Regions from separate parts of the Homo sapiens genome. Here all the other regions are linked to region 2. A link is a loop called in an ENCODE intact Hi-C map of the cell type or tissue named here. Cell type or tissue: GM12878. All regions are shown on one strand. Links, peaks and the distances in the headings refer to the core of each region. The heading gives the core; the rest is flanking DNA. Region 1 has its middle 18 kb from the start of MIR1587. Region 2 has its middle 72 kb from the start of BCOR. Region 3 has its middle 37 kb from the start of LINC03099.

Evidence for each region. A loop is a pair of places that touch in the nucleus more often than their neighbours do. Peaks named below come from ENCODE experiments on the same cell type or tissue, not always from the same donor. Only the 100,000 strongest peaks of a DNase experiment are listed, where the experiment ranks them.
Region 1: a loop joins it to region 2, with 2.3 times the contacts of the local background. A loop is called at or near these places in 8 of 110 quality-filtered maps.
Region 3: it touches region 2 in a loop (3.0-fold over the local background); 2 of 110 quality-filtered maps call a loop at or near these places.

The regions. Positions count from the first base shown.
Region 1 is chrX:39,850,016-39,860,370 of GRCh38, reverse strand. No RefSeq gene overlaps it. Among named protein-coding and RNA genes, the nearest start is that of MIR1587, 18 kb to the right of the region's middle. RefSeq lists enhancers at 1,942-2,442, 4,544-4,623, 4,894-5,013, 6,762-7,056. In GM12878, for the core only: a CTCF peak has its summit at 5,312; DNase peaks (open chromatin) are centred at 4,520 and 5,050; H3K4me3 peaks cover 2,517 bases; H3K27ac peaks cover 2,896 bases.
Region 2 is chrX:40,164,723-40,175,077 of GRCh38, reverse strand. It overlaps a transcript of BCOR not described here. Among named protein-coding and RNA genes, the nearest start is that of BCOR, 72 kb to the right of the region's middle. RefSeq lists enhancers at 133-182, 4,794-4,993, 4,576-5,266, 5,267-5,957 and silencers at 2,909-2,988, 3,009-3,068. In GM12878, for the core only: a CTCF peak has its summit at 5,404 (motif pointing right); a DNase peak (open chromatin) is centred at 5,413; H3K4me3 peaks cover 1,923 bases; H3K27ac peaks cover 1,589 bases.
Region 3 is chrX:40,295,166-40,305,520 of GRCh38, reverse strand. No RefSeq gene overlaps it. Among named protein-coding and RNA genes, the nearest start is that of LINC03099, 37 kb to the right of the region's middle. RefSeq lists an enhancer at 1,540-1,719. In GM12878, for the core only: a CTCF peak has its summit at 6,099; DNase peaks (open chromatin) are centred at 4,818 and 5,557; H3K27ac peaks cover 1,124 bases.

The DNA of each region.
Region 1 (10,355 bases), core at 3,427-8,426, 310 kb after region 2:
TGTGGGTTAGCATATTTAATCCTCCCAGCCATCCCAGATGGAGGGCTCCAGTATGGTTTCCAGTTCAGAGATGAGGAAACTGAGGCAGAGGTGTTGGTTTCCCCATCCAAGGCTGGACAGCTAAGAAGTGGTGGGAAAGGGGTGTGAATCCTGGCAGGCTGGCCCCAGAGTCTGTGGCGTGAGCACCAGCACCTAGGCTGGCTGCCAGGAGCCTCAAAACAGGTCCTGTGAAGGAGGATTTTTGTGTACCTTGTGTGTGTGCGTGTGCCCACGCAATTGTGTTTTGGCCTGTGTTCCAGTTATCTATTGCTGCATAATGAATCACTCCAAAACGTAGTGACAAAAAACACGACTACCATGTTATTATTATCTCTCACTCTTCTGGGGGTTGACTGCTCTTAGCTAGTTTTTTTTTCTCTCTGTCTCTGTTTTTGTCTGTCTGTATCTTTGTCTCTCTCTCTCTCTCTCTTTCTCTGTCTCATGCAGTTGCCTCCAGACTATACCTGGGGCTGAAGTCATATATTTTTTAAACTTTTATTTTTATTTTTTAATTTTTTTTTGAGAAAGAGTCTCGCTCTGTCACCCAGGTTGGAGTGCAATGGTGTGATCCCGGCTCACTGCAACCTCCACCTCCTGGGTTCAAGCGATTCACCTGCCTCAGCCTCTCTAGTAGCTGGGATTACAGGCACCCACCACCACACCCAGCCAATTTTTGTATTTTTAGTAGAGATGGAGTTTCGCCGTGCTGGCCAGGCTGGTCTTGAACTCCTGGCCTCAAGTGATCCACCTGCCTTGGCCTCCTTAAGTGCTGGGATTACAGGTGTAAGCAACTGCACCTGGCTTCTTTCTTTCTTTCTTTCTTTCTTTCTTTCTTTCTTTCTTTCTTTCTTTCTTTCTTTCTTTCTTTCTTTTTCTCTCTCTCTCTTTCCTTCCTTCCTTCCTTCTTTTTTATTTTATTTTCTTTTTTTTTTTTTGAGACAGAGTCTCCCTCTGTCGCCCAGGCTAGAGTGCAGTGGCGTGATCTTGGCTCATTGCAGCTCCCACCTCCTGGGTTCAAGCGATTCTCCTGCCTCAGCCTCTCGAGTAGCTGGGACTACAGGCACCTGCCACCATGCCCAGCTAATTTTTGTATTTTTAGTAGAGACGGGGTTTCACCATGTTGGCCAGGCTGGTCGTCTCAAACTCCTGACCTCAAGTGATCCGCCCGCCTCTGCCTCCCAAAGTGCTAGAATTACAGGCATGAACCACTGCACCCGGCCTTTTTCTTTTATTATTTTTAAATCTGCGAGGGCCTCAACTCTCTGTGAATGAAGTCCAAATTTATTCTGGAGTCACTTCCATTGACAATAAGACTCTAAATGAGTAAGGACACAGAGCCTTGCCTAATGGCCTCTGTTCTGCCCCCATCAGAGTTTCCCTGCTGGGCCAGGCATTGAACTGGGACTTGGGGCTACACAACTCCTGCTCCTGGGCAAGACAGCAACTACCAGCCATGGGAACAACATTCTCCCAAACCCCTGTCCTGCAGAAATGTTGCCTCTGGTTTCTATAAGCTTTACTGGGAGGAGGCCCTAAGCACAGGCAGGGAGACAGTGGGATTATCAGACGTTGAGAGGGTCATGGCCCTGAACTGTTCTCCCCATCCTGGTGTGAACCTGGCCTTGTCTTTCTTGGTACTTCATTGCTATGGGTTGAACTGTGCCCCACACCCCATTCATCTATGGAAGCCCTAACTCCCAGGACCTCAGAATGTGGCTATATTTAGAGTTAGGGCCTTTAAAGAGGTGATTAAGTTAAAATGAGGCCATTAGGGTGGGCTTAATCCAATACAACTGGTGTCCCTAGAAGAAAATGTGGACCCACGAGAGACACTGGCAGGGTATACGCATAGAGGAAAGACCGTGTGAAGACACAGCAATAAGGTGGCCGTGTGCAAGCCAAGGAGAGAGGCCTCAGGGGAAACCAAACCTTGATCTTGGACTTCCAGCCATCAGAACTGTGAGAACATAAATATCCGTTGTTTAAGCCACTCAGCTTGTGGTCTTCTGTTGCAGCAGCCTGAGGAGACTGATACATTCGTCCTGCATCCCTGTGACAGAATCTTCCTTTAGGTGAGGTGACCAAGGTGGGCCCAGGCCTCCAGAAGTCACTTCCTAATTACCTAGGAAGGGGAGGGAGAACCTCTCCCCATCCTGTCCTGGCAGCACAGAAGGCTGCTTTGATTTGATTAACTGATGGTCACCCACGGGACCCTGGACTTGCCAGTGAAGGGTCAGCTCAGGATAGGCAGGAGGCTGGCACAAAGTGTCAGCCTCTCTGGGAGCAGGCGAACACCAGGCAGCCCTCAGCCTGGCCCCAGAGGGGTTGTGGTCTGTGGGTGTCCCCAGGCCTTGTCTGACTCACACAGCTCCCTAAATGTCCCAGGTCTGCCCCTGGGGGTGTGCAGTTTGGCTCCAGCTCTGTCAACACTCTGGACTTGATGTAGGTACTGAGTGACTGGAAAAGCAGCCCTGACTGCAGCCACCCAAAGCCCAGCCCACTCCTGGGTGCAGGGCGGGCAGCCCTTCCTCCTCCCTGGACTCTGTTTCCACCACACATGAATCCTGGGCCTGCCTGGCCCCGACGCATTTTTTATTTTGCTATCTATATTCTTTCCATTGTCCTGATGTAAATAATTTAAACTGACATAGAAAGAAAGGGCAGGCCTTGCTACAAAATGGAGGCTGTCAACTCCCCGAACCTCCATTTCTTTTCGCCTCCTGTGCTCATCTCTTCCCTGTTCTGTTCGATTTGCCTCGTTCTAGAACCTTTCTCTAGTGCTCTCTTGTTTTTTTGTTTTTTTTTTTTTTTTTTTTGAGAAAGAGTCTCACTGTGTCGCCCAGGCTGGAGTGCAGTGGCGTGACCTCGGTTCACCGCAACCTCTGCCTCACGGGTTCAAGCGATTCTCCTGCCTTAGCCTCCCGAGTAGCTGGGATTACAGGCACACGCCACTATACCTGGCTAATTTTCATATTTTTAGTAGAGACAGGGTTTCACCATGCTGGGCAGGCTGGTCTCAAACTCCTGACCTCAGGTGATCCGCCCACCTCGGCCTCCCAAAGTGCTGGGATTACAGGCATGAGCCACCGTGCCCGGCCTCTAGTGCTCTCTAGCTCCACACACATGCATGCATGCACATGAACACGCCACACACGTGCACACACACACCCTTCTCCCCCTCCCCCCAGGTGTCAGTGAGCAGAGTGTGTGTGACATTGTGTGTCTGTCTCTGGGATACAGTTTCTCTCTCTTGGTGTGAATTGCCTGTCTCGTCTGCATTTCTCATTCTGTTTCTCATCTCCCTACTTTCCTTTGCCTCTCTCTGCTGTTTGCATATGTGAGGGAAAGAGCTGCTTCATTTGTGAAGTGGCCTTATTCCATGGCCTCATTATGCAATCACACAGCATGGAGCTCTCTTGGGGGTTAAGTGGGGAAGGCAGAAGACAGGGCCAGGGAGAATTCATCATCTTTCCCCCGGAAAGCTGTGCATTTTCAGAAGATATAAGGGACAAGTTTGGGGTTCACAGACCCTCAGGGGCTTTTGTGCGTCACCTGGACCTTCTGTGATCGGTACATGGAGCTGCAGCTGGCCACTGGCATTGTCTGGAGAGCAGCCCTGGCCTCTCTCAGCCTTGAACCAGGAAGCAGGCTTTATTTGTCAGGAGAGGGCATAGCCAGGATTTCCTGAAGGTTCTGGCCTCCAGCCTGCAACCCGGCACTGTCCAATAGAAATATAATGCAAGCCACAAATGTGAGCCACATATGTATTAATAATTTTAATGTTCGAGAAGCCACATTAAAAAGGTAAAAAGGAACAGGTGAAATTGACTTAATCATATATTTTGATCAACCCGATGTATCTAAAATATTATCATTTCAATATGAAACCAGGAAAAAATTATTGACAAGGTATTTGACATTCTTTTCTTGAAACTAAATCTTCAAAGTCTGGTGTGCATTCTATGCTGACAGAGGATCTCAATTTGGCCGGGCCACATTTCAAGTGTTCAGTAGAAACATGTGGCTAGTGGCCCCTGTCCTGGACAGCACAGGCCCAGCCTACCAAGCCTGAGGTCTGGAAGTTCTGTTTCGGCTGTCTAAATGGCAGCAATACAAGCGCGTCCTCAGTGTGTATGTCTGATGGGAAGACGACGAGGTGATGTGCGGGAAGTTCACTGAGCCATTATTCTCCCATTACCATCATTAGCAGTAATCATCATGAATGCACTGGCATGGCCCACGTCCGGCCCTGTTGCTGCTTGCTTCCAGTTCACGCGGCATTCTGTGCCGGGGAATTGCTGACCCAGATTCTGTTTTGCTGGGGGGGCAGAGGGAGCTGAGGGTGCAGTTTCCAGGTGCTCTAGGCCTGCCTCCCAGCTGAGACCCCACCTACTAGGTGTGTGCTCCTCCCCTTTCTTTAGGTACCAGGCACCCCTCCAGCTTCTATATATAGCACTCTGTGGCGACAGCTGGCTATCTGATGACTCATCAGTCACCGTGGGCGTCTCCGGATGGAACCCTGAACATTTATTCAGAGGGTGCTTTTGCCAGTTTCTGAACGACTCCTAGTAAGTCCTGCCTTTTGGGGATTGTTTTAACCCCATGGAGATTGGGGGTTTGAAGACTCAGTGGGTTCCTGTCTGAAGGCCTCTGGGGGCTTAAAAAGTCCAGTGGGGCTTTGGGGAACTGGCTCCAGGTAAGCCTGTGAACGCAGAGGAATGCATTCTCAAACTGAGGGCTTGAGTGGTCTCTCCTTGGTCATCTGTCCATCTAAGTACCTGGCTGGCCCCAGATTGCCCCTGGAAGTGGGGCTTGGGAGATGTTAGCTCCTTTCAGGAGCTGCAGGGCTCCTCCCATGTATTTTCTGTGGGGCATCAAAGACCCAGGGCTGGCTTTGGAGCTGGGTTTAATGTAGGCTGCTCTGCTCACCAACTCCACCATCCTGGGCAAGTCCCTTCTGCTCTCTGGGTTTCCGTTTCCTCCTCTGTGCAATGCAGTCAATACCATTGTGGCCGTCTGGTTCTGAGGGTTGGAGGAGGTGCCGTCTGTAACAACTGTTATTACTGTGCAGCCCAGGGGCCCCATCACTTCGGTTTTCTCAGAAGCAGCTTCTGAGACGCGGATTCGTGTGGAAGCAATTTATTAAGGAAGTGCTCCCAAGAAACACGGAAGGGTATGGAAGGGCAGGACCAAGAAGGGGAGGAAGCCAGTTTCAGACAAAGTCCCTCTGCAGAAGGGTCTTAGTCCATCCAGGCTGCTGTAACACGGTACCACACGCGGGGGGGCTGATAAACCACAGACACGTACTTCTCATGGTTCTGGAGGCTGAGAGGCCGAGATCAGGGTACCAGCACGGTCGGGTTTGGGGGAGGGCCCTCTTCTGGGCTGTAGATTGCCAACTTTTCCTTGTGCCCTCACATGGCAGAGACAGGGAGAGAGAGCTCTCTGGGGTCGCTTTTTATAAGGGCACTGACCCCCTTCATGAGGGCTCCATCCTCATGACCTCATGACCTCCCAAAGGAGGAGCTCTGGAGGGCAAGTGTCAACTCAGAGCCTGTCCTGACTCCAGGCAAGAGCACTGTACCTGCATGCTCCCTTGCACCAGCTAGGAGCTACCGTGAGTGTGGGGATTGAAACTCCTGGGTACTTCTGGCTCTGAGGGGGATGTGCCCCGGGCGGGCCTGCAAAGAGTCCCAGGCACAGGCTGTGGGAATTAGGAGAGGGGAAGCTATATGGGGTGGGGGAAGGAGCCCGAGGGGATGTGGGTGAAGCATCTAGAGTGTCCCCACCACCCCTTTGCTTATCTGTCCTCCCACCAGAGGGGGCCAGGCCAGCACCCCTGTATGGATGGGACTGGGGCCGGGGAAGGAGGCTGGAGTCAGGAGGAGAGGCACCACCCAGGCCTTACTCTTCATATGGGTGGAACCATCCCATGAACAAGTGGGATGAGGAAGCCTGAGGAGCTTTTGGCCAAGCTTAGCCTCTGGGGGTGCCCAACACTGGGCACGGATAGGGCTGGGGCACAGACCCAATATTCCAGTACCTCCAAGTCTTTTGTCCGGCACCCAGGCTAGGGGCCCTGAAGATGCTTCACTGTCCAGCGGGATGGGGTTGGGGAAATATTTTTGTTCTCTTCAGCTCAGTAGCCTTCTTCCTTCCTTTCATCACCTTGTCTAAGACTGGCCGGGTCTTTTCTCAAGGTCACCCCAGGAACCAGGGTTCCTTGGGTTCTGTCGCCAGCTCTGGGCACCTCTCCACCATGGGCCACCTGGCTCTTTCATTTTCTTACTTCCAACTTCCACCTTCTCTTCTGCAGCATTGAGCTGCTTTTCTCAGCCTCTCTGGACTTAAAGCAACTTGGCCCAAAGGCTGCCAGTTGCCCTTTCTCAACCCTCCAATGCTTCTGTGCCCTCTACCAGGGATGGGGCTGTGGAATCCAGAGCACACCCGGTTGCCTTCCCTAAATTTCCATTCACCAGCAAAGATGAGTTTATTTTCCACTGTCAGGAATTCAGAGTTTGAATGATTTTACCACTGCTCTGTTCTTGGTGCAGCTGGGATTCTATTTATCACTGGGTTAGGAATTTCACTTCCTGCCTTTTCCATCCCAGAAGAATTCTCTCCCCTCCCCTCCCTTCCTCTTCTCTCTTTCCCCCTTCTCTCCTTTCCTCTTTTCCCTTCTCCTCTGCCTGCTTTTCCATCCCTCTCCCCTTCTCCTCTCCTTCCCCACCCTCCTCTTCCCCCCTTTCCATTTTGTTCCCCTTCTCCATTCTCTCCCTTTTTTCTTCCCCCCTCTCCCCTGCCCTTTTCTGTCTCCTCTCCTTTCTCCCCTTCCCTTTTTCTCTCTTCCCCCTCCTCTCCCTCTCCCGCCCCTCCCCCACATACTGTTTTGCTGTCCTCAGGGTGACGGTGACTTAGGCCAGCCCTGGGGATGGGTGGGAGAGCAGCTGAGAATCCAAAGGCAGGAGAGTGCACAAAAAAGAGATATGTCGACAAGTGGCTAGGGACCATGTTCCTGCTTTAGCTACGCACTGTGTCAAGCGCTGAAAGTCACTACACAGGCAGTCATTATTATGATTTTTACCTTACAAAAAATGCTTCACCCAGGGCATGGCATCTACTTGGTATTCAGTAGCAGTCAAATTGGAAAAAGGAGGCTTTCAAAGAGTCATTAAGACAAACACTGTTTGAAAATTATACAGAAATTCTATTTAGCTATTTGAAAATGAAAGAGTATTATACTGTCTTTGTAAAAATGCTTTTTTTCCAGTTGCTCACTGATTTTTTTCCCCCCAGTTGCGGTGGCTGATTAGTGTTTTCGTAGCGTCTCTTCCAGTTCACCGCAGACCTGCTGTTCCGTGGAGTCTGGTGTTGCAAAGCTTGTTGCAAAGCTTGTGCTGAGGAACTGCGAGGGGTCTCTGGGAATCTCTCTCAGGTTGCCGGGACCAGAGAGCCATGTGTCTGGCTAATGTGACCATCCCTCAACAAGGGTACTGCTCACTGGATTTCTCTACACAGACTCCCCTCCTGAGGAACTGACTAGGCATGAAAGATCTCCCCCAAGAATTGTTTAGTGACAGCTTAAGCTAGGCTAGCCTCTCTGCCTCACTAAGCTCAGCTGAGGTCAGAGTGGTGGGGTGTGACGCCCGCAACTCCGGGCAGTTAACTCACACAAAGGGAAAACTCTCTCCCCACCTTGCCTACCTGCCTCCCTGCCTGTGGGCAATTTTGCCAATGTTTTCCATTAGTCACAAAGGAGAGGGGCAGGTGGGGGCAGGGTGGTCAGTGGGGACAATCATTACACAGGAAGAAAACCAAAACCATATTACTATCTAAGGCACTGTGCTAAGTGCTGGCATTAGGGTTGCATTTGGTGAAAATCCACATATAACACAGAAAAATCTATGAACCATCTAGAAATCCTAACTTCTTGACCCTTGAACTCCTTCTTTAAGAAGATCACTTGTTCATGGAGGGCTTCCCTGACCCCTGGGCAGGCTCCTTCCCCATTCTCTTGGCTGCTTCTGCCAGCACTTGGTGTCCTTTGCCTGAGGCTCTCTTTGGCTGCGTGAGTGGGCAGCCCTCCCTAACACCCTCAACTCTGACTGTTAGGATTCCGTAAGTAAATGCTCCAGCCTCCTCATCCTTCAGGAGGGATGATCTGAGGTGTGTTCCACACTGTCAACCAGGGGTATCCTGCAGGACCCAGCCCCATTTGCCCCAACAAATGCGGACAAATGGGTGGGAGCCTACTTATCAATACGGCCTCTGACTGCCCCCCTGGCTCTCTCTCCATGTCCTCATTGCCCTACTGATGCTTCCTGGAATCACCTCCCAAAGAAACTGCTTGCACACAAAACCTTGTATGCAAGACATTTGCAATCTAAATTAAGTCTCCCTGTTCTTTCTCAGGGCACTCCCCACCCCCAGCTTAATAGCACTCATCATGATATGTAATTATGCATTTGTTTGTGTATCTATTTGTTTAATGAGGGCAGAGACAATGTCTATTTTGTTCACCACTAAATCCCTGCACATCACTCAACCCAGAGCTTAACATGTGGTAGATGCTCAACGTAAATTCTGTTGAAGGAATGAATGTAACATCATTAGAGCTTTCTAATCTTTCACCCTTTGGGGTGGTTCAAAAACATGACCCCAAAGTTTCCTGACACTCCTTCCAATGAGAAGCGGGGTCCTTCTCTCCTTGAATCTGGATACGCTGGTGACAGCTTCAACTAAGAGAATGAAAGGGCTAGGTCATAAAAGGCCACACAGCTTCTGCCCTGAAGCCCTGAATAGCTGTCATGTAAGAACTCTGACTACCCTCAGCCGGCCATGCTGAGAGGAGGCCCAATTAATATGAAGGGACAACACATAGGTGCAGAGATCCATAGTCCCAACTGAGCCCAGTCTCCAAGTCATTTCAGCCTAAGTACCAGATGTGTGAATGAAGAAGCTTCTGGATGATTCCAGCCCCCAGCTCTTTTCAAGTCTTCTCAACTGAGACCCCAGACATTGTGGAGCAGAGAGATCCACAATGCTTTGGCCCGTCCAAATTCCTGACTTATGGAAACTTCGAGCATAATAAAACCGTTGTTAAGCTGCTAAATTTTGGAGTAATTTGTTATGCAGAAATAATTGGAAGACCTTGATTGTGAGTTTATTAATTCTGCATTTATTTGAAAGTCATTTATCAAGTTCCTACTATGTGCCAGGTGATGGTTACACAGTAGCAAACAAGGGAAAGATCCCTACCTTCCGGGAACTTACAATCTAGGGGCTGCTGTTGTAACTGTATCTTGCAAAAGCCTACATGTTGCTTTTTAACAATAATGAGTAGGTTTTTCTGAAACCACTTCCAGATGGTGTGGGGGGAGGGGTGCTTCCGGAGTGAGTTGCTAAGGGAAGCTCCAGGGGTAGGTGGATTAGATAACACAGACCCAGGGAGCTCTATTATTTGCTGGCTGTCAACCACCACTGTCCTGCAAATCATCCACAGACTAGCTGCACCCCCACACTAAGGGGGAGAGATTAGGGAAGCTGGGAGGTGCCATCCTTGAGGCAGAAGGAGAGGGGAACTGCTCCCCGCAGGCCCTGGAAAAGAGATGGTGCCTGCCTCTTGGAGGAAGATGGCATTGGCTTGTCCAAAGCTGGAGTAGGAGGACTTAAGAAAGCTGAGGCCACTGGCTGGCACTTCAGCTCCCTTATCTGACTCCGGGAGGCAGGTCTGGAATCAAAGTTGCCCCTGTGTGTCCAGACGTGCCTCACTCATGAACATGATTTTATGCCCCTTATGTTTCTGCTCCTCCTTCATTCTTTAACAAAGCAAGACATTTTTATCTGCCTGTCTCGACTCTGCTAAGGTGAAACAAAGAAAAGGACTCTGTCCTTTGAAGGACTAGTCATGAAGGGTGTTTTCTCCTAGGGGTGACCTTTGGTATCAAGGTACAAACTGCAAGAGGAAGGGGAATTCCAGGAGGAAAGTTTGGGTGTTTAGCGTCTCATGTCTGCCTGGAGCTTTTCCATCCTGGAAACCTGCTTTTGTTTAACCCTGGAAGGTTCTGGGGCCTATACAAGGAAGGGCGGCCATGTTAGGGACACTGTTCAGTAAAACAGGACCCACCTCTCCCAGCGGCTGGTGATAGAAGTGGAGTCAATGCAGACAGGCTGTGAATTGGGCTGTTTTTGTGTCAGTATAAAGAAATACCTGAGATTGGGGAATTTATAAAGAAAAGAGGTTTCATTGGCTCTTGATTCTGCAGGTTGTACAGGAAGCATGGTGCTGGCATCTGCTTCCGATGAGGGCCTCAGGG
Region 2 (10,355 bases), core at 3,520-8,519:
TCCTGGTGCTTGGGGAGGATGGGCGCTTCGCCAGGAAACCGCCGAAGGAGGCGCCATGAGGGCCGCCTGCCCCTTCTCGGGCTAGAAAACGTGGATTCTCAGAGGGACCAGACAAATGTGGTCAGATAGCTGCAGGAACTTACCCCATCTAAATACAGGTTGCCCGTGTATATTCCAACCAAGATCATTTTTGTTTCAATCTAATACACGTTGAATCAATTAGAAATACTGTGAGAAACTGTGGTCAAACGGTAGATAGGAAACTTGCTCTTTGCCTAACATTAAATGTATGCTCAGGAGGTGCGGGGCTGAGCACTATCGGCGCAGCCAGTCTGTGTCCTAAGAAGACAGGGTCCCCTTTGCGTTCCACCTTCCAGGACCTTAATAGAACGCGAAGAGAGGAATTATTTTAGTTGTAGTTTCTATTAGAGGGTTGCTTACTCCTTGCAAACTCCCGCCTGGGGTTGTCGGTAGTTAGTAGTAGATGGTTCTGCGTTTTGGCTTTTACAGTCCACGTTTTTCTCTTGGCTTTTTCTTTTCCTGCGTACACGCTGCTGGGTACGGGGAGGGGGCTGCCCAGACGTGTGCTGCCGCCGCCCTCGGGCTCTTTCTTGCGCACCACGCGGCCTCGGAGGAGGGGAAATGTGAACTCTCCGGGTGGCGCTCGAGAACTGGAATTCTGATTTAGGGCTGCGGGTTTGTTCCGGAGGCTGGCTGGGAGCGTCTTGTAGGGGCCGGAGGCTGTGAAGGGGAAGCCCCAGAGGTGACCCTGAGGCCTCAGAAGCAAACCTGGAGGCGCCCGTGTTCTTTGTCTTTCTCGGGGCTGGCAGCTTGGCACGCACAGTTCCGATAAGGATCTACTGAGAGCTAGAGCGCACTGCCAGCACATTTCAGTGATTAGGCAAACGCCGGTAGCCACTTAAGGCAAAGGCCATTTGCGTTGTGTTTGAAAAGGAAAAGGCAGCCTCACCTAATGAATTATGGGTGACCCTGGAGAGGCCAAGCAGGGGAGGCCGAGGCCTCCCTAGGCTCTTATTTGCCGCAACTCCTCCCCTTTTTGCCAGAGTCGCCATTTCAAAGGTAATGGGAAGCCTTTTGAAATTAGAAGTCTGACCGATTCTGTCTACAGAAGTGGTATTTGCATCTGTGCACCAGTAAAATGTGGCCCGCCAGCGGCCCAGGGACAAGGCCTGCCATACGCCAGCCCTGCACCAGTGTTAGACCAAAGTACATCCCAGAGGACATGGCTTTTGGCCAACTCCTCCGAGAACTGATTTAAAGAGGTGGCCTTCAGCCATCAAAAAAGGTGTCCTGGAAGAGTAGGCTGGAGGTCCTGGAAACCAGCGCTCTTCCCCAGGGCTGCAGGGAGAGAGTGGGTAATGGTGCCTGAGCCCTGACGGAACTTGCTATTAATCCAGTCTAAATGAGCACCATTAAAAAGGACTCTCCCTCCTATCCACCACCACACACACACAAGCCTTTATGGGACGGTCTAGTGGAGACCTAGACAGTTTGAGGGCATTTGGCCTTCACTTTTCAGTGGCCATACAATAGTGCCCTTTCCACCCTGCCAAGACCACTGGCTCCATGTAAACTTCCAGGAACTTTAACCCGGAACTTTGTACTCCCTACCCATCCAAAGGGAGTGCCAGATCATAGTAACAAACACACGTAGCATTGTACTGGAGGCAGCGTTCTAAGCACCTTATGTATGGAGGCATGTTATCCTCAGAACAACCCTACGAGGTAGATAATAGTATTGGTCTTATTTTACAGATGAGGACTCCGAGGTTTCGAACTGTTAAGCGGTTTGCCCAAAGCCGCACAGCTTGGGATAATAGGGCCTGGATTGACCAGAGGGAGAGATAGGGCCTGGATTGACCAGAGAGAGAAATAGGGCTGTGTTGCCTCTCTAGCGTTTTGTAATGAAAGTGATCTGTTTGGGGGTTGTTTCGAGAGGACTGCCTGGACCCCAACCTTCCAAAGGAAAATATGAAGAGACTAGAAGGCCCAACATTTGGCCTTTATTTTGCAAAAGAAAGTTCTGGAGAGTCGTACAGAGGCATCTTACTGTGGCTCCTCCGCGGCAAGGAAGGGGTCAGGGAAGGCAATGCAAAGGCCCCCCTGGCCCACCTAGCTGCATAGCATCCGGCGGTCACGTCCGCCGGAGGTGACTGGGGACTGGGGACAGCCGATTGCCGAGGAACTCCTTATCGCCCAGTGTCAGTGCTCCCGGGTGCCGGAGCTAAACGTCCGCCTGCGGGGGCGGCTAGTTCACACCAGTCCCCTGGCTCCCGACGCGCCCCCGGGCTTCTCCCGCGGAGCTGGCTAGATGCCCGGCGGCGGCTCCGAAGCTCCGGGCTCCCCGCCGCTTGTCCCGCCAGCCCGAGGCATGGAGCCCCACGGCCCAGGACTGGAGAGCCCAGTTCGTCAGTCCAGGTTGGGACTGCTGGTTCCGGGTTGCTCACGATCACTCTCCCCTCAACACCCGTCCGGCCAGGGCGCGCGCGCAGACACATAAACACACACGGCTTCCAAGCGCGCAGCCCGCCTCCCGGGCCTCCGCTTTTCCTTCCTCCTCCCCGCTCGGGCGCTTCGGAAGCCCGTGGCGGTTGTGTGCTGCGCCAGGGAAGAGTCCGGGTCGGGGAGACCGCGCTGCCCTCTTTCCCCCCAAGGTCTGCGCGCACGCTAGTATCCTTAGGAAGCACAGTCAGGCTTGTGGGTTCCCATCTTCCCGGGAAATGACGGCTGCTGGCGAGGACCTGTTCGCTCCGTGTTTCGCAATGGCCCGGGGATCAGAGGAGAGGACCGGGCGGTGGGGCCTGCGCGTGGATGAGGGTGGCGGTAAATCCCCTCTCCCGCGAAGGTGGCTGAGCCTCCGGCCACCGCTAGTAGTAGTCTACCCTGCTCGTCTTGCATTGGCCGCAGCTTGACTCCCCTGCGTGCCGCGGGTCGGTGTGGGTGTCCCCACTCCCTCAAGCCTTTACTTTCAGCTCGCGAAACCCCATGGATCCGCGGCTGGGCTGGGCAGCGCAGACGCCCAGCTGCCCTCGCCAACCCCAGGCCCAGAGGGGGCCAGGCTGGCCTGGGGGCTGGGCGGCCCGGCTGCACTTGCCGGCGTTGAGAGAGGCTCTGTGAGCCGGAGCCGGCCGCCGAGCCGAGGGAGAGAGCGCATCAGCCCGCGCGCCTTAAGGCAGAACACACGCCTTTCCCGGAACCTTGAAACCCAGGGGAGCCGCTGCCATCTTCGCGTGACGAGCAGCGAGACGCCGGTGATTAAGTGTTTCTTTCCGGCTCCCTCTCCGGGTTGCGGCTCTCCTCCTTTCCACAGGGCTGGAAGAATAAAAACCTGGGGAAAAACCACACACAACTGCGCTCTGGTCTCGCTCGCCATGTCCGCACTGGTTTCTTAGGGTGCGCCCACGCGGGGCACCCCCTGCTCCCCTACTCCACGCCTGGCCGGGGTCGAGGGCTGCGTGCCTCGGTTTCCATCCGCTCTAGCGCAAATCTCGGAGTTTAATGGGGAGGGGGCACACATTGCTGAAGCCACCCGACCCCCATTCTCCTTACGCCCCCCCCCCATGGGGATTAAACCTAAACACATGAATCCCCCACCCATACCCGGGACTAATCCAGCCGCGCCTCCTGGGATTAACTCGGCTCACAGGTCCATAAAACACTTCCGGCGCGGCCAGAGGGTCTGTCTGCAGAAACACTTTAAAATTGTCCTCCCGGGCCTGGAGTCGGAATTGACTGGGTGGAGGGAAGTGAGTAAACAGACAGTTGTAAGAGACAATCCGTGAGGTTTGCAGGCTGTGAAAAGAGCTGCTTAAAATATGGGCTGTCGGGGTTGCCTCCAGCAGGAGGGTGGCCCGGGTCCTAGCAGACAGATCCAAGAAAAGGATGCAATATATTCTAAATGACATTGACCTGGAGGAAGGAGGGTGTAGGCAGGAGCAGGCTGGCTTCACATGGCTTCTGGCTCCAGTTCAGTGAGGAAGACTAGCTTCCAGAAATTTGTGGGGGCGAGTGGCCAGTCTCTTCATGTGTAAAATCAGAACAGTAACACCTACTCTGTCCCCCTCGGATGGGTTTCTGAGGACCAAAATGTGAAGGCACTTTGTAAATGCGGCTCAACCCTTCTGCTTCACTGTGGTTAATGTTCAGTCTCTCTTAGGTAGAAAAACCAGTGACTTGCTGATTAGAAAACAAAGTAGAAATCAGCCCTTTCTCAAATCTACGCAACAATGTTCGAGATAAAGGGAACCCAAAAGCAACCTAATATTTTGAACCTCCTTTTACATCATTTCGAGATAAGTTTCTGAAGTAATGAGAGAATCTTTGGAATGTTCTAAGAAAATCTGTCAAAAACTGGAGGTTAATGGGGAAGAAAGGGAGGCTTTAAATTGGGTCAAATCACATTTTAAGAAGGCTGGGCGCGGTGGCTCACGCTTGTAATCCTAGCACTTTGGGAGGCGAGATGGGTGGATCACGTGAGGTCAGGAGTTCGAGACCAGCCTGGCCAACATGGCGAAACCCCGTCTCTAGTAAAAATACAAAAAATTAGCCGGGCAAGGTGGCGGGCGCCTGTAATCCCAGCTACTGGGGAGGCTGAGGCAGAATTGCTTGAACCCGGTAGGCAGAGGTTGCAGTGAGCCGAGATCGTGCCACTTCACTCCAGCCTGGGCAAAAGAGCGAAACTCCGTCTCAAAAAAAAAAAAACCAAAACCAAAACAAAACCGGAAGAAGAATATAAATTTATAGTAGCTTCCTGGCTATATCCCCTTCTGTTAGTCTGCAGAAGAGATGCCCGTTGGTAGCCATTCCCCCAGCCCCAGGACCGAAGGACGTCTTGACTCAGGCTTGGTCTGCTAGGTGCAAGGTGTTGTTGGCGTCTGGGGTGGGGACAGTGAAGAAAGGCGATCATTTTGCTTTAAATGAACATCAGAAGACCCAGGCCTGCTACTGCGTCTTGAAGGCCTGGAGTTGTTAAAACTCTGTGGGAGGGGGTGCCTCGTGACCTCCTTCCTCGCAGATGGGCTCAGGCAGCGTGACCGGCCCCAGGTGGTGCCCAGGCGCGCTGGGGATGGAGGCCCAGGCTGCGCGTTCACCCTGCCTCGCAGATAGCGAGTAGGGGCCTCCGGCTGGACCGCCCACCGGCCTTACTCTCCCTTCCCTGGCCTTGGGGCCTTGGACCAGGGTTAACCCTGGTCCCGTCTCCACCTCATTGCCCCCCGTGCAGCGCCGTCCCCGCCCTGGCTCCCGGCCCAGATCCCGAGGCCTCCCTCGCCCAGCAGTCTCGGTTCTTCCCCCTCGTGATTCATTTAGCAGCGGTGCAGAAAGCCTGTTTACCTCCGCAGCCCTGGGCGACTCGATCTGCGTAAAAAGCCCCAACGCCAGCTCCGACCAGTAGGGGGGGGATTGTCCTATAGATTATTTCTCCTCCTGGTTTTTGTTTTTGTTTTTTTTTAAACCAGAAGGCTTGGTTGAAGAGGGGGTGGGGTGGCGTGTTGCTGCTGTTTTTTAAAACACCGTATTTGAAAGAGAAACAAAAGCCACACAAAAGCCGTTTAGGAGGTACCAAGACTGTTTTTACATATAAAAAGTGCAGCGAATACCAAGGGGCCCCCAACAGTGATAAACTAAATGGTTGGCCGATTTCGACAATTAACAGTTAATCTGTTATCTGCGATCAGCAAACAAGTTTTGAGGCTCGAAGGACACCGAATTCCTGTTCCAGTCGATAGCGTTGTACTCGAATCTGTTGAGCACATCAGATGCTCCCTGTTTCTCCTAGAGCGAATCCAGCTTTAGCAAACATGGGTTTCCCAGGTTGAAGGACCGACTTGAGCCAGAGAAAATTCTCTTGTGCAGCTGAGGAGCCTCTGTCTGCATCGCCCCTCGAGCCCGAGCTCATCTGTTTGGTTTAGATTTCTCCAAATTGGTTTTCACCCCGATTTCGCGGACCTCCTAATTTTGCACGTAATAGGCCTCCGATAAATGTGTACTGAATGGCAGAAACTAAAGTGAGGCCCTCGGCCTGGAAGACGGCCTGACGCACGGCCTCGCCCTTGGAACCCCACTCGGGTTCCCAGAGCCCCCAGGCCGCTGCAGCCTGCGCGCAGCTTCGCCCTGCGCCGGCCAGGGCGGGCGGGCGGGGGAGGCCAGGAGGCACGAAGCGCCTGGAGCCTGCACGATGATAAATATTGCGCAGACAGCCCATAAATAATTTGCATTATGTTCAGCTGACAACGCGGGGCGATTAATTTTAATAGCTACATATTTGCCTGGGCTGCTGCTTTCGTAGGCCCCGTAATGAAAGGCGAGAGGCCGCCCTGGCTCCGTGCTCGCGGTCCAGGAAGGCAGCCGGGGGTGCGGGAAGGCCCGATGTGGCGTCTCCTCCAGGCAGCCCCCCGGGGAGCCCCAGCCCCTTGGCCCCCCTCTCGCCCTCCGTGCCTTGTGGAGGTGAGGTGTGCGCGCACCGCCGGAGCACCCCCGAGGCCTCGAGCAACAGGAGCCACCATAATGACACTGCACATTTGTCTGTGTGGGGAGAGCCACTTGTGGACTGGGAGACCCTCCACGTAGCTTTGTGCCCCACCCGGACCAAGTCCGGAGTTTCAGGTTCCACTTAGGCTAGGAGGGGGGTGTTTGCCGCCGCCAATTCGCCAGTGGGCCCCAGCTCGGCCGAGGCTTCTCCGCCCTCCCGGCAGAGGCAAGAGACAAAACAAAGCCCGGCTGTCCCCGCGTCCTCTCCGCGCGTGTAGGGTCCTGAGTTCTGCCTCCCAGGAGCTGTCCGGCGCTCCGCGGAAGGCCCCCCTAAAATGCTTCCTGAGCTCCTTGATGCAAAAGGACCGCACACATAAAGGACGGAAGAAAAGAAAGGGTCTGGAGGAGCTCTTTAAAAGAGGGGGCAGGGAAGGAAGCGCAGCGAGGAAGGACGCGGCTGCCGCGGTCCCGTGGTGGCCGGGTGCGCGCGTGTGCGTGTCTGTGTGTGCGTTCCGATGACAAAGCCCCGCCGCCGCCAGCAAGCTCCTGGCTGCCAGAGCTCTGGTGGGGGAGGGGAAAGGGAGGAGAGGAGCCAGCGCTAGCGTAGGTAGCGGGGAATCGAAGCTTCCCAGGAGAAAGAGTTCATTCATGAGCTGTAGGAGGCCTCGCGGCCCGGCCAGGTGGAGCCTCCTGAAGCCAACACCTGTGTATTTTCCTTTTTGGAAACAGGCGAGCCCATCGATCATTACCATATTTTAATTGCCTTTCGCAAAGGTCATCTCTAATTATGGGTTGCGAGGAGGGTTGGTCAGGAGTCCGTGGCCCTTTATTATCTGTGTGGGTGTGTGTGTGTCGCCGCAGAGACAATGCGCCCAGCTCTTATAGAAATGCCAATCCGAGGGTGTCCGTGCGCGCCTGCGAGGCGGTCACGACGTGCTGGATCCACGCAGACCAGGCTGCGTGCACAATAAAAGCCGAGCAGGCGGCTGAGGGCCGCGCAGACCCACGGGTTTTCTTTTTAGAAACAGTGGTGCGAAGAGACTTGACAATAATAACACGCAGCAGGATTAAATCAGGGCGGGAATAAGGAAATGTATTTTCGTTTCTAGAACCGCGGACTGTGTTTAACCCATCCGATCCTCCCCTCCCCAGAGCATTTTGTGCACACGTGGAGTTCCGCGCAGGGACAGGCGCCGGGCACAGAGTGGCTTGGGACTGCCCGATGACGTTCCAGGGCAGCCACGTTACGTTCATATTAATCTCTTCCCTTAATTCGGCATGGTTGTCAGTTACAGTGACGTGAAACAGCCTTAACGATGTCTGTTTTATGGGAAACAATACCTGGCTAGTTGAAAAAGAGAAAGCAAACGTTGAGGTTTTTTAACTTTTGAAAGTTTGCATTTCCTTAGTTTTTATCACTGTCAGAAACCCTTGTGGCAAAAGCCTATTTTAACTTCCTCCGAGGGAGAAGAGCAGTGGAGAAGGTAGATGGAGGGTCAGGGGTTCTTGGGAGGATATTTTGGAGATGGAGGGAGGTGGAGATCAGTGAAGAGCTGTGAGTCAGGGGTGGTCAGCAGCCACTCTGAACTTGATTTTCTCAAAGGAGCCTGGCACTTCTGAGCCCCGATGCTGTTTCTGGTAGTCCAGCCTGACAAAGTCAGAGGCTGGGGTCAGGAGCCTCAGAGAGTTGGAGAGTTTTGTACTGGTCCTGCTTCCTGCCTGCCCCCACACCTGGCCTCCTGGCCTCACCAGCAGCCAGCTCTGCCCTGAGGAAGGCAGAGCCAGATGACTGGTCCAACCCCCCAGAGACCGCCTGGCTTTCTCCTCCCCTGTAATCATAACCAGATGCACTTAAGCGCCTTTCATCAGAGGAAGCCCAAAGCCCTTTAACAGGCTTCAATAAAAGCCTTTTGAGGGCCTACCAGCCTGCTCAGCGTTGGGGCCCCTGTGCCCACTTTCCACCTGAGCCAGCCTGGGGCTGCAGTCAGGGTCTAGCCTCTCCCCTGGGGCCCCAGAAGCCAAGGAAGTTTACTCAACTAAGGCAACCTCTCCAAGCAGGTAGGGTGCCAAGATTCCTGCCAGGTGTGTGGGTTCAGACCTCATTAACAGGAGGAAAGAAAGGCATGGGAGGGAAGCCAGCAGCTAGTGTCTGTCTTAAGGAAGGACAAGAAGGAGCAGCCTATGAGAAGGAACCAGAGGGGCTAGGAAATAGAGCCGGGGTGAAGGGGCAGTGATGATGGAGATGTTCACAAAGACTCCCATGGTACTTCCACCAACCCGAATTCAGAGGTCAGAGCTGCTGTCCCACTGTGTTGCAGTCTGTCTCCCTTACTAAACTGTGAACTCCCTAAGGGGAGGGACTGTCTTATTCACCTTTGCAGGCCCGGCCCGGGACCTGGCACAAAATAAGTAATCAAGATGGGAGATCACAAGCTACGATGGAAAACTCTGGATCAAGATGCATACGGGCTTAAGATGGGAGCTCTGCCCCCAGTGGTTGTGTAGCCTATCTGAGCCTCAGTTTCCTTATCTACAAAATGGGTATGAGAATGCCTACATCAAAAAATTGGAGAAAGATCCGATGAAGTAGTTGCAGGTGAAGCACCAGGAAGATGATAATAAAGTTTTTAATAAATACTGTGCCCTAGCTGGGTGTGGTGGCTCAGGCCTGTAATCCTAGCTACTCGGGAGGCAGAGGTGGGAGGATCACTTGAGCCCAGGAGGTCAAGGCTGCAGTGAGCTGAGATTGTGCCACTAAGTGACAGAGTGAGACTCTCTCAAACAAAGCAAAACTAGATAGATAGATAGATAGATAGATAATCTCATGCCCTTGCTCTTGAAGGAGTGAAGAGAGGATTTGGACTGATATTGTTTGAATTGTAAGTAGGAAGGTTTGTGTTACACCCTAGCTAGGCACAGGTCTCTCTGGCCTGGGATTTGGATCAGAAGAAGGAATTGTTTCTAAACTGTGTGAATTGGAGCCACAGGACCCCACTGCACTGTCCAACAGGGCAAGCAGCTCCAAAGCTGTGAACTTGGGAAGCCAAGCCAGCCTTGGTCTCAGGCTCTGGGGAAGGGGCAGGTCCTAGACCCTTGGACTCTCCTGCACAGGGCTGGTTGTGGCTGGGGCCTAGTTGTGCACTGCGGACCAGGCTGCTGGAGATGAGTGGCTGGCAGATAATCCCAGTTGGTGCTGGCTTTCTGTGGTCAAGAGGAGAACTGCCCCTTCAGCTTTGACCTCTGCTCCAGTAATCATGGCTGTATTTTATTTTTGGCGGGTTCATCCTCTGGCATTTGGCAGGGCGGGGAGGGGAAGCGGGGTTGCCTGCGTCTCTTTGCTATTCCTTCTGGTCTGCTCAGTAGCTCCCCACCTCTCATCCCCCACCCCACCCCACACAATGTGGCCTGGTTTTCTCCCCATTGCAAGCTGCTTTATCATTTTTGCCTGTTCCCTGGCTGCTCTGCTTGTTTGAGAGTGGGGGTAAGACCTGGGCTCTCCCCATTCCCCTCCTCGGTCCATCACATTCCAGATGTCTTTCAGCCCCTCCTCCCATCTCCCTGAGCTTGGCACTTCCCCAGGAGGGCAGCCTGAGGGTCAGGGTCCATGGGCCGCCTGGGCATCAGGGGCCTGTGAGTGCCTGGCTCAGAGAAGGAGGAAATGGTGGGGGACAGAGGCCAGCTGCACTGCTGCACATTCCTAGCTTTGTGAATGGAAGCTCATGGCATTTGGTGTGTGACACAAGTCTGGTAGTCGGGGTCAGAATGAAAAGGTGTGGGATTTGTAGGGGAATTGGGAAGAAAATGAAGTAAGCTAACACTTCTTGCATAATTCATCCCTCCCTATCCCTGAGATGAGCACCCTCCAG
Region 3 (10,355 bases), core at 3,402-8,401, 130 kb before region 2:
TACTCAGGAGGCAGAGGCAAGAGAATCACTTGAACCTGGGAGGGAGGTGCAGGTTGCAGTAAGCCAAGATTGCACCACTGCACTCCAGCCTGGGCACCACAGAGAGAGACTCCATCTCAAAAAAATGAAAGAAAGAAGCCAGACATGAAAGGACAAATACTGTATGATTCCACTTATATGAAATACCTAAGTAGTCAAGTAGACACGGAAAGTAGACTGGAGGCTACCAGAGCCTGGGGTAAGGGGGCAGCAGGGAGCTTCTGTTCAAAGGGTCCTGAGTTTCTGTTTGGGAAGATGACAAAGTCCTGGAAATGGATGGCGCTAATGGTTATAGAACAATGTGAATGTTTATGTTATATATATTTAACCAAGATTTAAAAATAGAGTTTTTTTATTGACACAGAGTCTTGCTCCGTCACTGAGGCTGGAGTGCAGTGGAGCAATCTTGGCTCACTGCAACCTCCGCCGCCTGGGTTCAAGCGATTCTTGTGCCTCAGCCTCCTGAGTAGCTGGGAACACAGGCACCCACCACCACACCCAGCTAATTTTTAAATATTTTTAGTAGAGATGGGGTTTCACCATGTTGCCCAGGCTGGTCTCGAACTCCTGACCTCGGGTGATCTGACCGCCTCGGCCTCCCAAAGTGCTACAATTACAGGTGTGAGCCACCACGCCCAGCCTAAAAGAAAGAGATTTTTTACTCTTCTACTACAACTAACACCAGAACCAATGTCCCAGCCAGCCCTTTCCTCATCCCTCTCTCCCTTTTCCTCTGAGCCTATGTCACGTGGACTGCAGCAAGATGGAGCCCCCAACGCCCGAGGGTGGGATTCAATTGGTCTCCCTTTGACTCTACTCATATCAGCGTCCTCCTTGGCCACAGGTGGGCCCAAGGCCCCTCTGGCACAGTGGTGTATACCTAGTGGGTCCTTGGAAAAATTGTGACAGACGTGGTAGGTGCCTAAGCATACACCCTAGGTACTCACTTTCATATCTCCAGCTGTTTGCATGGGGGTGGCCCTGGCTGCAGGGCAGGCTGGGAGGGCCAAGGAATCATCAACCCCAGGCAACAGCCCTTAACTCATGAGTGATGGGACAGGAGGATAAATGCCCCAGCCCCTCAAGTGAGACGACTCTGGGGCAAATTCCTTGCTGGTTCCCAGGGGACCCTGGCAGGATTAAGGCTGTTTCCCACCTGCCATTCACTCGCCCTCTACAGCTCTGCTTCCCTTCCTTATCTCTGTCCCCTGTGCCCCTGCTGGTGTCTCTGGGGATCATCCCTCAAATAAACTCCTTGCACTCAGGGTCTGCTTCTGGGGGAACCCACACTAGGAAGAAATACATCACAGAGAACATACCAGACTTGATCTGGTGAAATATCAGAAACCAGATACATGGTTGTTGACATGTGAAGCCTAGTGTATTAGTCCGTTTTCACACTGCTATAAAGGACTACCTGAGACTGAGTTAAACTTATGAAGAAGAGAGGTTTAATTGACTCACAGTTCTGCAGGCTTAACAGGAAGCATGCCTGGGAGGCCCCAGGAAACTTACAATCATGCCAGAAGGTGAAGGGGAAGTAAGCACATCTTACCATGGAGGAGCAGGAGAGAGAGAGAGAGAAAAGGGGGAAGTGCCACACACTTTCAAACAACCAGATCTCATGAGAACTCACCCACTATCATGAGAACAGCAAGGGGGAAGTCCGTCCCCATGATTCATGCACCTCTCACCAAGCCCCTTCCCTGACACGTGGGGATTACAATTCGACATGGGATTTGTATGGGGACACAGAGCCAAACCATATTACCTGGGCAGAGACTGCATCTTCAACTGCCATGGAAAAGGAGATGGGCATTTCTTCTCTTTCACTCTTTCTGTCTCTCACTCTCCTTTATCTCTTCAACTTCATCTCTGCCACCCCCTCCAGCACATTCCACAATACAATGTCCACTCATTCTCTGAATTACTTACAGTTCTCTGCTCTTTCAAGTCTCCATTCCTTTCCACAGGTAGTTTTCTCTGCTGAAATGACCTTTCCCCCTTTGTCCACCTGGAAAACTCCTATTCAGCCTTCAAAACCCAGGTCAGATATCCCTTCAGGAAGCCTTCCTTGACTCTTCCCATCCCAGGAAGCAATTTACTCCCTTCACCTGTCACCTCTGTGCTTCTTCACTTAGTGTTGTAATTGAATTTGTTTCCTGTCTCCAACACGACATCCTCCCCACAAACAACACAGTGAGTTCCTTGAATGAAGAGCCTGCTATATTTCTAGCATCTGGAACACACAATGCTTAGCACATATTAGAAACTCAGTGTTGAAATTTAATAATGCTTATTCCCTTTTTATTCTGCATGAGAAATTTGAAAAATGTGTATTAGAAAGGTAGTCCTTTTACATGCCTGTAATCCCAGCACTTTGGGAGGCTAAGGCAGGAGGATCACTTGAGGTCAGGAGTTCGAGACCAGCCTGGCCAACATGGTGAAATCCTGTCTCTACTAAAAATACCCAAAAAAAAAAAAAAAAAAAAAAATTAGCCTGGCATGGTGGCCGGTGCCTGTAATCCCAGCTACTCGGGAGGCTGAGACAAGAGAATCGCTTGAACCCAGGAGGCGGAGGTTGCAGTGAGCTGAGATCGCCCCACTGCACTCCAGCCTGGGCGACAGAGCAAGATTCTGTCTCAAAAAAAAAAAGAAAAGAAAAGAGAGAAAGAAAGGAAGGAAGGAAGGAAGGAAGGAAGGAAGGAAGGAAGGAAGGAAGGAAAGAAAGAAAGAAAGAAAGAAAGAAAGAAAAAAGAAAGAAAGAAAGAAAGAAAGAAAGAAAGAAAGAAAGAAAGAAAGAAAAGTAATCTTTTTAAGACCTAAGTTGAATCATGTCACCCCTTTGCTCAACACCCTGCATTGGCTCCCCATTTTACTCTAAGTAAAAGCCAGAGTCCTGCCAATGGCCATCAAGATGGTACGATCATCTGCCCCAGCCCTCACCTCTGGGCCTGCATTTCCCATTTTCCTTCTCCCTCTGCCCCAGCCAAGATCTCCTTGCTATTTCTGAGGCGTTCCAGACAATCCTGCCTTAGGGCCTTTGCACCCTCAGTTCCCCTGCCTGAACCACTATTACTCCAGATAATTAGCCTGGTCTAATTTCTCACCTCCTTCAAGCCTTTGCGCCAATGTCACCTTCTTCATCTTCTTCTACTTTTTTTTTTTTTTTTTTTTTTTGAGACAGAGTCTCACTCTGTCGCCCAGGCTGGAGTGCAGTGGCGAGATCTTAGCTCACCGCAACCTCCGCCTCCCGGGTTCATGCCATTCTCCTGCCTCAGCCTCCCGAGTAGGTGGGACTACAGGCGCCCGCCACCATGCCCGGCTAATTTTTTTTATTTTTAGTAGAGATAGGGGTTCACTGTGTTAGCCAGGATGGTCTCAATCTCCTGACCTCGTGATCCGCCCACCTCAGACTCCCAAAGTGCTGGGGTTACAGGTGTGAGCCACCACGCCTGGCCCTTCATCTTCTTTTAATTTTATTTTATTTTATTTTTTGAGACAGAGCCTCGCTCTGTTGCCCAGGCTGGAGTGCAGTGGCACAATTGCTGTTCACTGCAACCTCCACCTCCCGGGTTCAAGCAATTCTCCTGCCTCAGTCTCCCGAGTAGCTAGGACTACAGGCACATGCCACCACGCCCAGCTAATTTTTGTATTTTTAGTAGAGACAGGGTTTCACCATGCTGGCCAGGCTGGTCTTGAACTCCTGACCTCAAGTGATCCACCCTCCTCAGCCTCCCAAAGTGCTGGGATTACAGGCGTGAGCCACCACGCCCAGCTGATGTCGCCTTCTTGATAAGACCTCTCTGACCGCCCTATCAATACAGCCACCACCCCCGGCTCACTTGCCCAATCCCCCGCTTCCCCTTCCATCCTTTTACTTTTGTCCATAGCACATCTCTCCTTTTTTAGCAGATGAGAAAATTTACTCAGTGATTACATTTCCTGTTCCCACTCCATGAGAGATGAAATCTTGTATCCATCTTGTTCACTGATATATCCCCAGTGCCTGGACCAGCTCCTAGCACATGATAGGCACTCACTAAATGTTTGTTCAACGAATGAACCTAGGTTATCCATCCCTCTTGGATTAGGAAAAACAGTTTCCCCAAGGCCTGTCATTCTGGAGATGAAAGTATAAAAGCAGCCAGAGCTCCCCATTTGTCTGCCCCCATCCCGAGGGAATCTCAGAGCAGGGGTGTCCCTCCCCGCTAGAGTTTCTCTCCTGAAACGGTCCTCCATCTCCCAGACAACTGTGTTCTTACAAGGAAATTCTCCCCTCGCAGACACACAGTTGCCCTGCACATTGTCAACTCCCTGAGCAGGGCCCAGAGAACTATGGTGTTAAGACAGAGGGACGACAGCCCCAGGGACAGGCCAGCCAACACCCCCATGGCCTGTATTGATGGCAAGGAGGTGTCCTGTCCTGTAATGTGCCCAGTAATAAACATACATCCCTTCTAGTTTCGGGCTTAGCTGCCTGCCTGCACAGCCTGAACAGGAGCCCATCAATGGCAGAGGGTACATTCTGAGCAATTAAGGAAAATTCCACAGGTTCTCCGCAATAAGCACTTACACGGGAATGCCTACTCTTTTCAAAGGAAAAAGAAAGAATGCTCGTAATGATCCCTCTCTTTACTGGGTGAAGTTCTAGGCGACCGGGCAGGACCTGTATCTAATTAGATACCCAGAGAGCGTGATTCACCGCCCATCATTTACAAGCATATCAAGATTTCAGGTTTTGCAACTGAGGCTCAAAATGAAACCATTTGGGTTTCGCAGACCTGCTGCAGCGTGCTGGCTTCGGCTTCGAACTGGTGATTTAGTAAACAACCTGGAGGGGGGAAACCCAGCTACCCTTCACCAGGCAAGGCTTGCCTGGCCCAGCTTGGGGAGCAGAGGCGGCAGCTGGAGAGCAGGGAAGGGTTTCTGAGCAGAGAGGACACAGGGGTGGTGGGGGTGATGTGGGTGGCAGTGAAGGGATGGCTGGCCGATCAAAGGGCCCCCTCAGGCCAAACCCATGGAAAAGGCTTTGATCTCCTAATCACATCTATTTATCTTGGGTCCAGCCTGAGACAAAAGAACCGCCCTGAAGGGCCGGCCTTTGAGGGCAAGCCTCGCTCCTGAGCTTCTCTGTGGGTTACTGAGACCTTGGGCAACCAAGAAGGCAAATCTGGGACCCCTGAGGCCCAGGCGGACCCTGGCCGGCTGGCAACGGGGAGAGGGGGATCGAATGCACTGGAACCAGGCCTGGAAAACCAAACATGATGGCCAGATCTGAAGTGACAGCCAGATGCAGAGAAGACAGCAGCACCATCAACGGGGTTTACTTGTCATCCAAGTTCTCTGACTGGGGTATTGGAGACTGGGGACTGAGAGGAAAAGAGAAGCAGAGTTCCGTGATCTTTCATTCACATCTCATAATATCAGCAGCAAGAACAGTAATAGCATTTACTTCATGCCTGGCACTGTTCTTAATACTTCCCCTTTATTAACCCAGAGCTATGCTATCATCGTGCCCATTTTACAGATGAAGAGACCGAGGCACGGAGCGGTTACGTGACTCATGCGCGGTTACACAGCTGACATATGCTGGAGCAGGAGACTTCACCTTCCGTTTCCTCCTTTCCTGCCTCCTGACCTCTGAAATGGAGGGGCAGAAACAGGACCTAATGGACCCAGGCTCTTCCTCTAATGCTCTCTGGGTCTCTGCTTGCTCATTTCTTTTGTCAAATGTGATAACAAACCTCCTCCCCAAAGCCCCCGACAGGGGTGTTTTGAAGCTTGAAAGGTACAGTAAATGTGAAAGTGTTAATATCAACCAAACCAAAGTGCTAGGCAAAGTGAGAGTCTCCTGTTTTTTCTTTCCTCTTCGGACTCCTCTTGGCTTCCTGCAAATCAAAGTTATGAGAGGGGTGCGGTGGGAGTAGCTTAAGGAGCAGAGCTGGCTGGCAAGAGGGGGTTGAGGTGTGGGAAAAAGCCGCTGGGGTCTTTTCCTGGCTGGAAAGGGGCTGGGAAGCGACTCTCCTTTTAGGACCTAGCAGGGGAACCATTCGTCTTATAACTCCAGGAGGCGCCATTCACATAGGATACAATGCTAATGGTGACCCCTGGAGTCATTCCACATGCCCATCGGGCTGGGTGCTAGAAAATTCTAGAAAGGACACTTCTGCCTAGGGAACAGCCCCAGCCCTGACCGCGGTCCCTGGCCGTGGAGAGCAGGAGCTGAAAGGCCTGAGGTGTTGGAGCTGGGGGCCGTGGTAGGGAAAGGGCAGAGGCTAAGGGAGGGATCGGGGAGGCCAGGGCTGGCAAAGTGGGGTGGGGGCAGGCGTTAGAGAAAAGCTCAGGGAAGCTCCCTCCCCCACCCGCGCCCCGCCCCCGCCCGGGCTGTGGGAGGGAGACCCTGACCACATCAGGGGTGTGTGGCGAGGAAATGAGGCCTCCTCAGGAACGAGCTGCAAATGAGAACCGTATGGAGTTTCGGGATCCCCGAAGGAACACAGGGAAAGGATACAGTTGCGTCCATGGGAAAGTTATTATCATCTCCGCTGAAGTTAAACATTCGGGAGGGTCTGCTTTCCATCTCCTCCGCCTGAGAGCCTGTGAAGGGGGAGGCGCGTCGGGGGCTTGTCCGGAGGGCCTGGCCGGTCACATTTTCCGAGGGGAGTCAGGGACAGGGAGAGGCTGTTAGAGGCAGCCAGGGCCCTGAGGAGGTCCTCTGAGCCTCCAGCCTGTGCTCCTGCCCTGCGTCTGCCTCGCTCTTTCTCCAGTGCTGAGAAATCCATTGCTCCTCTCTCCTGCTCGGGGCTGCGCTCTGCAGGGGTGTCAGGGCTGCGCTCTGCAGGGGTGTCGGGGCTGGGCTTCACCTCTGCAAGTTCCTGGGCAGATGGAGAGGGGGAGGAAAGAGAGGCCCTGGCCCCTGAACAGGAAAGCTGGAAATGTGGAACTCAGGGAGATCTAAAGGAAGAATTCGGGCTTCTGGAAAATTCTCCCTCTCCTCAAAATGTACTAGAAATGGAAGTGAGTCAGGCAGAGCGGCGGGAGGACCTGTCTTCCAGGAGCTGGGCTCACCGGTGCTTACTAGTGACCTTTGAGATAATAAATCTGCCCCAGAAAATTATCTTCCTGCTGCAGCTGCCCTTAGAGGTCAGGGAGAAGGTGGACTTTCAGGTTTCACGGGGAACAAGTGTTCCAGGCCGAGGACACCGCAGCCTCCAAGCCTTCAAAGCCTGAACACCTTCTCAGGCCCCTCAGAGGCCCCTGCCTCAGAGATGGGTCCCTTCCTCCTCCTCCTCTGCCGAGGGATTTGTGATTCTCTGAGCACAAAGGGCAGAAGACTGCCTGCCTGCCTGCCTCACAGCTCCTCCCTACCCTCTGGCCCCTATCCTCATTGAAGTTTTCTGGAGTTTTCTCTCATGAGTAAGAATGAGGAAAGACAGGAGATTTATAAAGGCTCTTTTCTGACACTCATCTCCCCTAATTTTCTGGACAGACAGAAGTCCACTTGGGTGCCAATGAGGATCAGTCCAAGCCAACAATGCCCAGCCTCAGAGGGTCACCCAGGGCACTCCTCCAGGGACACGAAGGGGACCTCAGTTGTGGTGGAGCAGGTTGCTCCTTCCTCCCCACTGTCAAGCCATGTAACCTCTCAGACCAGTTTTCTCACCTGTCAAACTGAGGAGAGCAACACTGATGGCCAGAATGGTTTTCAGGATTAGCTGACAAAACACATCGAGCCCATGGAAGGTGCTCACCAAATGAAGCTTCCTTTTCCATCTGCATCCCTGACTCTGGACCAGCCCTGAGGAGACATGGGCATTGAGGACTGGCATGGAAATGAATTAGCACTTGAGTTCAGGTGCTAATAACAGAGACCTAACTACAGAGGCTTACACAAATCTGAGGGGGGTTTTGTTTTGTTTTGTTTTGTTTTGTTTTTTTGAGAAGGAGTCTTGCTCTGTCACCCAGGCTGGAGTGCAGTGGCGCAGTCTCGGCTCACTGCAACCTCCACCTCCCAGGTTCAAGCGATTCTCCTGCCTCAGCCTCTCGAGTAGCTGGGACTACAGGCATGCGCTACCATGCCTAGCTAATTTTTTTAATTATTATTATTTTTAGTAGACACGGGGTTTCACCATGTTGACCAGGCTGGTCTCGAACTCCTGACCTCAAGCAATCCACCCGCCTCGGCCTCCCAAAGTGCTGGGAATACAGGCGTGAGCCACCACACCCAGCCAAATCTGAGGTTTAATGTCTGATAAAATGAAGTCCAGAGGTGGGCAGTTTGGGGTTGGTATGGTAGTCACCAGGGACCCAGCCTCCTTGGATATTTCTGTTTTGCTTTCATTAGCATGGAGCTTCCATCTCCAAGATGACAAGATGGCTACTAGAGCTCCAACCATCATCATTCCAGGCAGACAGGTTTAGGAAGAAGAACCGCAAAGGGCAAAAGGGATCCTCCCAGCTCAAGGAGCCTCTTTGAAGGTTTGCCCTTATATGTCGTCAGCCACCTCTAAGCTTCAAGTGAAGCTGGGGGTATAGTCTTTTAGCTAAACACAGTGCTGCCCCTAATAAAACCCAAGGAGGATGCAGAGAATGCAGAGCTGACATTCACAGGTACAGTGGAATAGTTGTTAAAATATTGAAATATTTTTACTGATAATAAATGGCTCCTTCCCCAAGCCTCTCCTTCAATATCTCTCCTTGTGGCTCGGGCCCCTCCTCTATCTCCCCATGACCCAGCAACAGAAGGATCAATGCCTGGCGCAGCAGAGGGTTCGGCACTAAGTAGGCATCTGCTCTGATGGGCCACTGCCTATCCTATACAGTGGCGAAAATATTTGAAACATCACCCTTGGAAGAATGGGTTCCAGGCAAGTGAATAGCTCAAACAAGGGTTTCTAGCAGCTGCTCAGGAAAAAAGGGAAAGGAAATGAGTGATAGCTCAAAGGACACAGCACTTCTACTGAGCAAGGCCTAGTCTGCTCTCTAGGACAAGAGCAACCTTAGAACTGGGTCCCATGCTGCAGAGGCCCCTGCTCTGGCCACCCCGGTGGGCACGTAGTCTACAGGACGAAAGGGACACCCGCCTGGAGCCCGTTTTCCCCTTCTGGAAACACTCTGGGATCCTAAGACCCAGAATTCCCTACCTGAAAGCCCTAAGCTCACTATCAGGGGATTCCCAGGCCTCCCCATGTCCCAAGGGGGCATGTCACTGTCTGTTCACACCCTATCTTAGTCCTGTTCTGCTGCTATAACACAAGATACCTGAGACAAGGTAACTGATAAAGAATGGAATTTTATTTTCTCACAGTTCTGGAGGCTGGGAAATCAAAGATCTGGGCACCCACAGATTCAGTGTCTGATGAGGGCTGCTCTCTGCTTCCCAGATGGCACCTCTTGCTTTGGCCTCCCATAACAGAAGGGACAAACAGCTCCCTCACACCTCTTTGATAAGGTCACAGTCCCATTCATGTAGGCTCTGCCCTCATGACTTAATCACCTCCTAAAGGCCCCACATCTTAACACCATCCCATTGATGATTAAGTTTCAACATACGAATTTGAGAGGGACACATTCAAACCACAGCCCTCCCTTAAGTCGGAGTGGTAGCCAAGACATGACTGTTTAGAGGGGAGGTGTTTGGGGTAGAGGGAGGGAATCAGACAGAGCAGAGACATTTGGGCCAGTGGGGGAGATGCATGTATGCACACAAGGCCTCTCCCAGTGGGAGACAGAGCCTCAGAGGTAGGACAAGAAAAGGGAACAGACGGGCCAGGAGCCGGCTCTCCCCACGCTGCTGTGCTCCCATGCAGAACCATGGGGGAATCCAAGCAGTCTAAATTCAAACCTAGCCTTTCCTATCACTGTGAAGTTATATTCATCAACAGATTGGACATAATGGTTTGGAAGCTTTATTTTAGTCTTTAAACATTTACAGCATTCTTTGGGGGAGGGAGTCCCGAATTTTCATGTGTCTCCCTGCAAACACTCAGTGATCTCTGGTTTCTTGTGGGTAAATGCTTTTTAATGTACGTATATCCAACTGCCATTTTCAATGAAAAATTTCTTTTTGCTAACTTTTAAAAGCGTATTATAGACCGGGCATAGTGTCTCACGCCTGTAATCCCAGCACTTTGGTAGGCTGAGGCGGGTGAATTACCTGAGGTCAGGAGTTCAGGACCAGCCTGGCCAACATGGTGAAACCCCGTCTCTACTAAAAAAATACAAAAATTAGCCAGGCGTGGTGGCGGGTGCCTGTAATCCCAGCTACTTGGGAGGCTGAGAGAGGAGAATCACTTGAACCCAGGAGGCGGACG